Linked DNA regions of Mus musculus: region 2 is linked to region 1. A link is a loop called in an ENCODE intact Hi-C map of the cell type or tissue named here. Cell type or tissue: gastrocnemius. All regions are shown on one strand. Each heading gives the region's core, and the rest is flanking DNA. Links, peaks and the distances in the headings are about the cores only.

Region 1 (5,374 bases), core at 116-5,115:
TGCTATTATTTAGTGAAGACTGTATTATATAAACAAAACTGGGTCAGGAAGAACACTCAGCTCACCTGAGTAAATAAAAATCAATTTATGTACAAATCTGACAAATAAAATCAATTTATGTACAAATCTGACAACCTCAGTCTAACCCCCAGAACACAGCTGGATGAATTGGTCAACATCTGTAATCCGAATATTCTACTTTGGGACAGAAGATGGAGCACAGGAATGACCCAGATCTCTGGGTCACCTAGCCTTACATATGTAGCTCTGTGGAAGAAACAGGAGGGATCCTGGCTCAACAAGGGAGAATGTGAGCTCCAACTCTTGAGGCCTTCCTTTGGCCTTCACAAGACAGCCATGGAACACGCTTACCCACCCCCGCACACATGCATACACAGAAAACTCACATTACAGGTGGACCTAATACCAAAGTCGTGATGAGATCAACAAAGACAGTATAAAATATGTCACTTACCAACTGCACCTGACCCAAAGGTATCATCATTAAATTGATCAATTTCTTCATCTTCTTCTCCCAGGCCTTGAAATGCATCTTCATCTTCATCTAGAGGACAATCCTCCAAAGACTACAAAAGAAAAAAAAAGGATGATTAATTTCTCAAGACATTTATATAGTCATTTAAAGTTGGGCCTTTTTAATGATACAAAATTCCTTTATATCACTGTTTGAAATAGTGGTAATTATAAATGAATACTTTATCATCCTGAGTTTCATGTAACTTTTTCAACAAAATTCCATATTACTCATTACATCCCTGTCGTTTTCCCAATGCTTTTAAGTCTGTCCATTTTTCTTCCTCTTTCCTGTAGGACTAAACTCTAGCCAGAAAACAGAACACCATCTTTTTTAGCTGCAATTTAAGTTAAGCGTTAAAAAACAATCACAACTTCTTTCTACACTTACAAAGTTGTCTATGTGATAATGCTAGGTCCCCTGGAACTGTAGTTACAAGCTGTGAGCTGCCATGTGGGTGCTGGGAACTGAACCAGGGGTTTGTGGAAGAGCAGCCATCTCTCCAGCTCCCAGACACCTCTATGTCTCAGACTCTGTACTAGGTATTATACCTCTGTGCCTTAAACTGTAATTCTGAGCCAAACACAACTTTGAAAGAAATCTGTGTGAGGATTAAACACAGCAAAGATTTTAGAAAGCTGAACAAAAACTAGAATCCCCATCACATCTTGGGTATGCTCTAATTTATTTTGTTTTAGTTACTATTTCTCTAGGTACAGTCTGGCTTAGAACTCCTGATTCTCTTGCCGCAGTCTCCAGGGAGTAAAAATCACTAGACAAGCTTGGTATATCCTAATTTCAATCACTTATCCCAATACAGATTTATTCAGTTTACTAAGTTTTCTTTGCTTCTGGCAACTTCTATTCACAGTATCTCATCATCTCTCCTCATGTTTACAAAAAGTGAGTTGAGTCACAAGTGTAAGCTCAAGCTTTCTACTGTTTCCAATGTTTAAAGATTCCAAATTGGAATTCCACACTCTAGGGGAACAGCTTGTGATATAACTTACCTGGGAACTTTTAGGGGCCGTTTCTACCCAATCTTCCTCCCCCTAAAGAGCCAGCCCTGCAACTGCCTCCACACCAGAAGCAACTTCTAGCAACTCTCTATGAAATGGCAATCATCTACTGGACCAAATCAGGATGACTCGGTAAGGATTTCCCTAGCTCAGTCCTTAAACTACAAATCCGGAGTCTGTTTGGCCCCAAGAGTAGGAGTTGCTCAAGGTCACACAGCAGTAAGAGACGGTCAGCAAACAGCTCCGTTCTCCAAACAACGTCGCCAAACCCACACTTTTTCTCCCTTCTCCTAGAAGGAACTTCTGCGGGACACGCCCCCCTCCCCACTCCCAGCCTTCTTTCCAAGCCGACTGAAGTCTCAGCCCGAGGACCAGTCCCTGCCCCTCCACCTGACGGCAGCCCGCGTGCACAGGGCTGTGTGTAATCCGGGTGAAGGGGTTCCGGGGGCAGGGCGGGAAACGCTTCCGTGGGCATTCCCCGGGGATTCTGCCTCAGGAAAAACCACCGGGTAGGAGCCATGCAGGTCTCCAAGGCAGCTCCGCGAGCAGAGGCGCAAGCCAAGGGTCAGGTTACCGCACTTAACGGGCTCTCCCCGCCGCAAACCAGCGGCCGGCTCTCGCCAGTCCCGCCCCTCCGCGGTGCGCTGCGGGCCGCACCCGAGCCTCGCGGCCGAAGCGGGGTTCCCAGCCGCCCGCGCCCTGCCCCCTCCTCAGCCGCACAAGACCCGCGCGACGGGCGAGCAGAGGAAAAAAAAAGGGGCGCGCGGGCGAGGGAGGGGTCACTTCCGGTCGCAGCCACTCACCTCGTAGCGGAACATTCTTGGGGAGGGGGGAAGGGAGCGGGGAGGGGAGTGGGGGGAGGGAGGGAAAAGAAGCGCCGACTCCCCGGGCTGCTCCGCGCGCGCGGGTCTCCCACCGGCTCGCGACCCCTGGCCGCCGCCGTACGCCGGAGCGTGCGTGGGGACGTGCGCAGGCGCGCCTCGGGCTGGGCGGGCGCCCCGGCGGCGGCAGCTGCGCGGGGACAGATTTGGCGTTTGGCTTCCTAGTGTGAGCGGCGGGAAAGAGATCCCTAGGCGAGACACTGCGCACGCGCGGGCCGTCGGAGAGGGATGACCCAGAGAGCCCCGGCTTGCGGCTCCTCCTCCGTTTTCCTAACTGCACAGTTGCGCAGTGCTTTTGAGTCACGAGGTTCCCGTCACTGATTGGGCGGAGAAAAGCCTTGTGAATGTCACAGGATGCGACCCCCGAAGCGTCTCAGCAGAGAACATCGGGGATTTATTCTTGGGTGATTTCATTTAACGTCCAGTGTCCTCCTCGGGGTGCCTTGACTTGGTCTGTGAGGGGGGACTAGTATGGCAAGTCAGTATTCTTGGAAAGGGACAGGTCGCTGGCTGAATCAGTCGGGAGGCCAAGGCTGTGATTGATAGAGGCCAAAGTGTTGACAGCGTTTGGTTTTAGGAAAAAGACGAAGGCACATTTAACAAGGATTATCTAAGGTGATATTTTTAGATGCCAGGCCCTTCACCCCGTTGGAAAGCGGGAGAGCCCTAACGGGCCGCGCAGCCTTGGGGCTGGGGTCACCGCAGCAAGGTCGGTGAGCTTGGGCGCTGTGGACAGCCATTTCCGCTGAGGATGAAGCCCAGCGGAGTTTGTTCAGCTTCCGCCTCAGCACCCTGGTTCTAGAAGTCTGCTGCTTTGGTGCTTTATTGCCTGTAGCGAGACCGTTTGAGAGGGTGTCTTATTTTTTATTTTATTTTTGAGCCAGGGTTTCTCTGTGTAGCCTTGGCTGTCTTGTTATTCACTCTGTAGACTAGGCTGTCCTCGCAGAGATCCGCCTGCCTCTGCCTCACGAGTGTCACTCAGGCGGTTGTCTCACCTGGGAATGAATGGTGAACTTTAATTCCTTAACACGTTACTGTTAGCGTGACTGGATTAATCAACTAGTTTACTATAAGCATTGGATTTGAAAATAGAAGTTCTGGATTGGGAAACGTGTTTTTTCACTGCTGCGTGAAACTGGGCATGTCTTTCTAAACATCTGACCCTTCAGGTTTTCTTTCGTAAAATGGGTAAAATTATATCTACCTCACTAAGTAGTAATCGAATAGTTACATTCTCTGCTCTCTAGATAAGGAACCTGGAGGTTAGAGAGAAGTAGATAGCCTTAAGCTGCCCACCGGAAACTGTTGCAAAGTTGGCAGCTAAGATATCTGAATCCCCAAATCTGATCACTTAAGAGCAAATAGAATTGACTCTTGAAGAGAAGGCAAGGTAAGCTAATAAGTAATTTTCAAGAGTTATGAAACAAACTTTCATTTGTGAGGTAACAGGTTTTCACAATTACCCAAGTACTGAGAGGCTATGTAGACCAAGAGCTAGCAAACTCTGGACATAACTTCTTTTTTTAAGCCTGCCACCCCTCATTTACAAAACGTCTTTTGTTGGCTTGCTACTATTAGTTTTGTGCTGTGACCAAAATATCTGAGTAGACAGTTTAAATGGGGAAATGTTAATTTGGATTCAGGTTTCTGAGGGTGCAATTTGTGCTTGGTGCTAGCAAGTTTTGGAGTGGGAGTGTGTGGCAAGGGCCATTTGTTTCTTGTAGAAGAAGAAAAAACCTGAGCTATAGAAGAGGTTTAAGATTCAGTTTCCCACAGGGTCCCCAGTGAAGGTGCTAGAGAAAGAGCCTAAGGAGATGAAAGGGTTTGCAGCTCCATAGGAGGAACAACAATATGAACAACAGTATGAACTAACCAGTATCCCCAGAGCTCCCAGGGACTAAATCACCAACCACAGAGCACACATGGTGGGATTCGTGGCTCTAGCTGCATATGTAGCAGAGGATGGCCTAGCCGCTCATCAATGAGAGGAGAGGCCCTTGGTCCTGTGAAGGCTCTAAGCCCCAGTATAGGGGAATTCCAGGGCCAGGAAGCAGGGTGGGTTGGTGACCAGGGGGAGGTGGGGAGGGACTAGGGAGTTTTCCGAGGGAAATCAGGAAAGGGGACACCATTTGAAATGTAAATAAAGTAAATATCTAATTAAAAAAAAAAAGATTAAGCTTCCAAGGGGCACACACCAGCTGCCACTTCCTCTGACCTTCCAGGACTTCCCAGGAATGGCATCACAATTCCAAACCCTCATAGTTTGAATCACTCATTATAATCACGACACTCTCTTCATTAGATTACAGTGCTCATGATCTAATTTTCTCTGACAAAATCTTCAGACACACCCTCAAGTATGTGGACTACTCATCTTAGTAGTTGCTTTATCCACTCAGGATGACACGAGTCGCCATCACGTGCTATAAAAGGTCTGCGAGGTTATAAAGGAGACATTTTTGCCCTTGAAGCATGAAAATATTTAGTCAGATCTTACTTATTTTTTTATTTTTAGTTTCTTGATACAGTCTCTCTCTATATACCATAGCCCTTTCTATCCTGAAACTCACCATGTAGACTTTAGACTCACAGAGATCTGCCTGTCTTTGCCTCCCAAGGACTGGGATTAAAGGTGTGTGCCACCATGTCCAATTTAGTCTACACATTTAAAGAGTGAATTTGGTGATGCCAAATCTTGTTTTCTGGTCATTTAGAAATAAATAGTAAACAAATAGAAAAAAATTATGTTCAGAAACCCAATCTGTGAAGTAATCAAGAAAACAATGGAAAGTAGAACGTATTTAAAACTTCATGATAAACATACTGATGCATCCGAGTTGAGCATGTGGTGGCTCTTGCCTATAACCTCAGTACTTTGGGAGGTGAGGGCAGAACCAGGAATTTAAGGTCATCTTTAATTGCTGGGCCACATGAACTGC
Region 2 (5,374 bases), core at 1-5,000, 53 kb before region 1:
AACCCAAGACTACACATTATTAAAGCCCTTAGATAATACAGTTGGTTTTTTGCTTGGTTTGGTTTTCATTGTTTTGTAGCTATGGTTCAAACTCATAAAGATCCACCTGCCTCTGCCTTTTGCTGGGAGTAAAGGCTTGTTATCACTATATCTAGCCCTTAATGTACAAGTTTTAATATGAGGAATCAATGTTACTAGAGATTTATAAACCAAGTCAGGATATGAATCATTAGAATAGTAGTCAATTAAAACAAGACATGGAGCTTGAACAGATGGGAAAAAAAAATCTCTGAGCCAAACTAAAACTTTAAATGTATGTTATAATCCTAAAATGAGTTATAGATGAGTAGGAGAAAGGGTTATATTAAAATTAATTCAGAACACAATAATGAAAATGTCACACCTACTAAACAACTAACGTTGCTTAAGCATCAAGGATGAGCTAAGGCATTTTCTATGTGAGGAGCGATAAAAATGTTCCCACCAACAGCCTATAACTCTCGTCTTCAGGCTTTCTTTAAAATTCTCTACGAGCCAAGCCAACGATGTTCATGGAGGTTATTCGTCCCCCATGGGCCTCCTGATAGGAGAGAAACTACTGGTGAAATTGAAAAGGAATACAGGCTGAGCCACGCCCCCAGCAGTGTCTTGGGTTCCCAAACTGGATGGACTGTGGGAAGAGATTTCAACCAGAAATGGCGTTATTATTATACTAAGCAAATCCCTCTTAGAGTAGACTTCGGTACTTTCTTCATGAGACACACTGTAACACACTCTATAAACCTAAACCGTGTCTTAGGTGATTATCTCTGTATCTAACTGGTTCACGTAGCACTAACCTAGGTTTTAGGTTTTAAAGTATGAAGAGTAGTTTCAAATCCTGATTTCTCCAAGACCCTGGGAGAGCTGCGCATGCTGAGTCTGCTTTCTTGTCAAGAACATGGGAACATGTCCTAACTCCCAGGGAGATAGGAGATCTATGCGCACTAAATGAACAGTTGCATGTAAGACATCCAGCCACAATGCAAGGCTGTTGGGAAAGCTTATAACCTGTCCTCCAATCACCTCTCAACACCTCTGTCTAGTAATATAAGCCCCGAAGTGTGACATGTTATGACCATGCTATGAGTCACAGTAAGTATACATTAACCATACCAAAATAAGCACTGTGAAACCTTAACAATCATTTCAAAAACATGTGTTCTTCCTTTAATAAAACTTAATCTTAAATAAAACTAAAAGGTGCACGGTGACTGCTGGATAAGACAGTCATTCCCATGGGAAGAGGTGGGGCAGGCAAAAGTAAAAGCTATGGTAGAGTACACATCTCTATTGTGGACTGTCTAGACCGAGAAAGTACGCGCATGCTTGAAGAGGTAAGACATATGGTGGACAGAATCCCAAAGTCTCCCTGTGTGTGGTATTCTGATGTCGGAATGTGTATTCTGAGTAGACATGGGCAGGTATATCAAGGGTGTATCAGAAACATTAAATTTTAGAGACTAGAGCACAAAAAGTTAGGAGTTGTAACTTCCACTGTAAGTTCCTGAGGGACAGTGCCCGGGCTCGCGCTGTCTGTGCCCCTCCAGCTTCACAACAGTGCCTTACTTGCAGAATTAGCGATTGCACCCACGTGGTAGCGGAAATACAATGGCAGAGCAGATGCTCTCCAAACAATTGCTGACAGGAAAGACCCAGGGATGGAGGCAGATGAGGCACTAGGGGCGGGTGACAGCGGAGACAAGAGCAGTGTGTCAAATCTGCAGGTTCTGACTTCTGCAAGCTGTCAACCTGTGCAGGTGACAGACAGCGACCCAGGGCGACCTTGGCAGTGAAGCCAGCCGGCGGAGAGTGACAGCGCGGGTCTGTGGGCTGCACAGGGGGGGAGGCCAGGTGAGCGTGGCGCCCCGGAAGCAGTTACCTGTAGTAGCTTAGGAGCCCGTTGCTCAGCACGAACCATCGCCGCTGGTAGCCTTTGATGTAATTGGTCCATTTGAAGAGCCAGCCCTCTCTAGCCGAGCCCGAGCCCCCGGCGCCCGAACCGCCCGAGCCCGCGGCTGGCGGTGCAGAGCCCGGGCCGCCTGCCGCCACTCCTCCGGCCCCGGGGCCCGGGCCGCCCGCCGTCGCCGCCGTCGCGGCCGCCACCCCGGGGCCGGGCCCCGCGTCCCCGCGTCCGCCGCCGCCTCCCACCGCGGGTGGACCCGCGCCGCCGCCGCCCGGAGCCGCGATGGCTGCCGGGCCCGGCCCCACCACTCCTCTCAGCTCGGTCGCCGCCATGAGCCGCCGCCGCCCGGAGAGACACGACCGGAACCGCCTACGAGCTCCGCCGCCGCCGCCCGGAGCGCCCAACACGGCTAGCGCTTCAGCCGCCGCCGCGCAGCGTCCCCGCCCCGCCAGCCCCGCCGCGGGAAGGAGGGCTCGACTGCCGGGAAGGAGGGCGGCGATTGGTGCCGCCAAGTGTCACTTGCGGAAGACCCCGCGGACATTGGCATTTCTCTCGGGCCTGTCATGCTACTCCGCCCAGTGAGAAGCTCAAGGCGCGACGCGTCCTCCAGGCCTGCTTTCGATTGGCTAACAGGAAAGCCAATCAGGCAGGGCTACAAAATCATTGGTGGCTTTCCGAAGTCCGAGGACGGGAGAATGCAGAGCTCACGGCCGGTTTGGCCTCCGAATGGCTAGTACTTCCGTCAGTCATTACAGTTTATGCTTCTGTCATTGCCACGTCACCCCCGCCCATCGCGCTGCCCTTCATCCTCTTCCGCCCTTACGGATTGGTGGTTGATATCAGCTGCTCAAACCTTTCTACCAATTACTGAATGCATTGAAGTAAATGGGGCAGAGTCCAGCCTTCACATACTCATTCTTATTTTTTATTGGCTGACACCTATGTCTTTCACCTGTCGGTGGAGAGGCAGGGCTATGATTGGAGATGATTGGTTCTGGACATTGTCAGTGAAAGCTGCAGTTGGCCGAGATAGCAAATAAATTCATGGATGCACAAGTGGGCAGGCACGTTTGCAGCTTTAAGGAAGTGATGGGTCTCTATAAATGCTCTTGATGTGGGTGTGCTGTGGAATTCCCTCCTTCTCAATTGAGACTTGCAGATGGCCTTAATAAAGAGAGATGGATGGTTCCTGGGTCTCCTAGGGATTCCGTTTTCATATCCTGCTTCCGGAAGAACCCAGAGAGAGCTTCCTCGGCCCCCTCCTGGACTCACGACTCCTCCAATCCTCACCCCATTCCCTTTCCTGGTCTACCCTCTGTCTCTTCACTCTAGATTCTAATACACTTCTATTAATTCTGACCATCTAGTTGCCGACCTTATTTACGGGGAGAATAGATTGGCAAAGACCTACTACCTACCTTTATATCTCTTTTCCAAATCTAAAGGCCCTTGTTAGGTTTAGTGTGGTAAAAACACAATTAATTCTCTTGTTTATTGCTAGGGTTTTGTTTTGAACTGGGTGTTGAATGATTAGATTTGATCAGCTTAATTACAGCTGTGTTAGAGGTCACAAATTTCAGTAACTAGTCCAGCATTGAGCTGTTGTGAACTATTATTACAAAAATAGCCAAAACCTGCATTTTGGGGAATCTAACACCTATTACAGTGTAGCAGTTTTTGACCTGGCAGTAGGAATAGGGTTTAACTTTTATTTATTCATTTCTTCTGATTTGTGTGTGTGTGTGTGTGTGTGTGTGTGTGTACACCTAAGTGCAGGTACTTGTGGATGCCAGCAGAGGGCATAAAATCCCCTGGAGCTGGAACTAAAGTTGGTGGGTAGCCAACCCATAAGAATACTGGGAACAGAACTCAAGTTCTCTAGAAGAACAGGAACTGTTAACATCTCTCCAGTCCTAGGAGTTGCTTTTAGATACTGTAAAAAACTATTTACCTCATGAATATCAAGAAGTAATCTAAGCTGGGAGGTGTCGGCACATACCTTTAATCCCAGCTCTGAAGAGATAGAGGTGGGTGGATCTCTGAGTTCGAGGCCAGCCTAGTCTACACAGAGAAATCCTGTCTCAAATGGAAAGAAGGAAGGAAGGAAGGAAGGAAGGAAGGAAGGAAGGAAGGAAGGAAGGAAGGAAGGAAGGAGTGAATCTAGTCTGATTTGGAAAGCCTGGCTTCTCACTTTGGTTAAATACCTTTACAGGAAAGGAGTGGAAAGAGGGAGGGGGGGCCTTTGTAATCATGCAGTTGTAATAAAGCTCATTTGAGTTTTGACCAGCTGCAAGCGTCTGTAACAAATGGGAGCTGTGGTGCCACATGTCCCTCAGTTCAGTGTTTCAGGAGAAACACATACTTTTAAAACCAGGAGATCTTGCTGTCCCCGTGTCAACCTAGTAAGCTCACATCACTAACCCAGAGACAACATTCTTATGAGGTCCCTGTGATCTTGCAGCACAAAGTAGAAATGCCATTAGTGAATAAAACTGTCTTGCCAAAATAATTGAAACTGAATCAAATAAACCCTGGTTACAGGAGCTAAAGGAAGCAGTTTAATGACAGACGCAAAGAGACAGCCAAGGGGAGAATGTGAGGTCTGGGAGATGGCTCCAGGGTTGTAATGTTGCTCTTGCATGGGACATCCCTCAGTTCAAACTCACAATCACTGGTCACTCCAGCTCCAAAGATCCAATGCCTTTCACTTAACCTGGCACCTGCATTCAGGTGAACAAACTCACAAAGAGACACACATAGAGACACGTGATTTATAAAGACACACTGAGAATGTAGCTCAGTTGGTGGAGGGCTTGCCTGGCATGCACAAGAACCTGGATTCTACCCCCAGCACCACTCACACCAGGAGCGGGAGGCAATAAATTTATTTAAGACCACAGGGTGATTGATTCTGCTTGCTAATTAACAAACAGACATAAAGGCACAATTAAATGAGTATGGAATTGGATTCTGGCTCCGCAAAACTGACTTTAGACTTCTTCAGCACAGTTGCAAAGAGAACTGTCTCGGGCTGCCAGCCTGTTGTTAGGCAGTTACTATATTAGTTCAGTTACTGATGTTGGAGATCTGCAAACAAATCTTTAAGGTCTGGAAAACTGTGCCAAAGCATAGAAGTGAATGTTACACTACCAGTCATTTTCTTCAAAATGATTCAGCACAAAAGGGAAGAAAAGGAAGACAGCCACCTAATCACTGTTGGTTTTCATTAGTGAGACCGAAGAACCGAGAAACAAATTAAGGTAAGAAGAATTTATTTTTGCCTTATGGTCTCAGAAGTTCCCGTTCAGGGTCTCCTTGCTCCATGATTCAAGGCCAGGCTGGGCTATACAGGGTGATTTGGGGTCTGCGTGATAAGACAAAGCATGGGGAGTGTATAGTACAGCAAAGCACCTTTCTTGTTGGCCAACA

Evidence for each region. A loop is a pair of places that touch in the nucleus more often than their neighbours do. Peaks named below come from ENCODE experiments on the same cell type or tissue, not always from the same donor. Only the 100,000 strongest peaks of a DNase experiment are listed, where the experiment ranks them.
Region 2: a loop joins it to region 1, with 2.1 times the contacts of the local background. A loop is called at or near these places in 11 of 42 quality-filtered maps.

The regions. Positions count from the first base shown.
Region 1 is chr19:11,909,561-11,914,934 of GRCm38, reverse strand. Patl1 (protein associated with topoisomerase II homolog 1 (yeast)) reads right to left here and starts at 2,536. Exons shown (of 19, transcript NM_172635.3): 1 at 2,358-2,536; 2 at 476-587. The coding sequence starts at 2,372. Gm31092 (a long non-coding RNA gene) reads left to right here and starts at 2,528. Exons shown (of 2, transcript XR_386559.3): 1 at 2,528-2,839. In gastrocnemius, for the core only: no CTCF peak of the experiment used is centred there; DNase peaks (open chromatin) are centred at 2,624 and 3,128; H3K4me3 peaks cover 3,234 bases; H3K27ac peaks cover 2,862 bases.
Region 2 is chr19:11,962,844-11,968,217 of GRCm38, reverse strand. It overlaps Osbp (oxysterol binding protein), which reads right to left and starts at 2,374. Exons shown (of 14, transcript NM_001033174.1): 1 at 1,922-2,374. The coding sequence starts at 2,277. In gastrocnemius, for the core only: no CTCF peak of the experiment used is centred there; DNase peaks (open chromatin) are centred at 1,886 and 2,583; H3K4me3 peaks cover 3,210 bases; H3K27ac peaks cover 3,296 bases.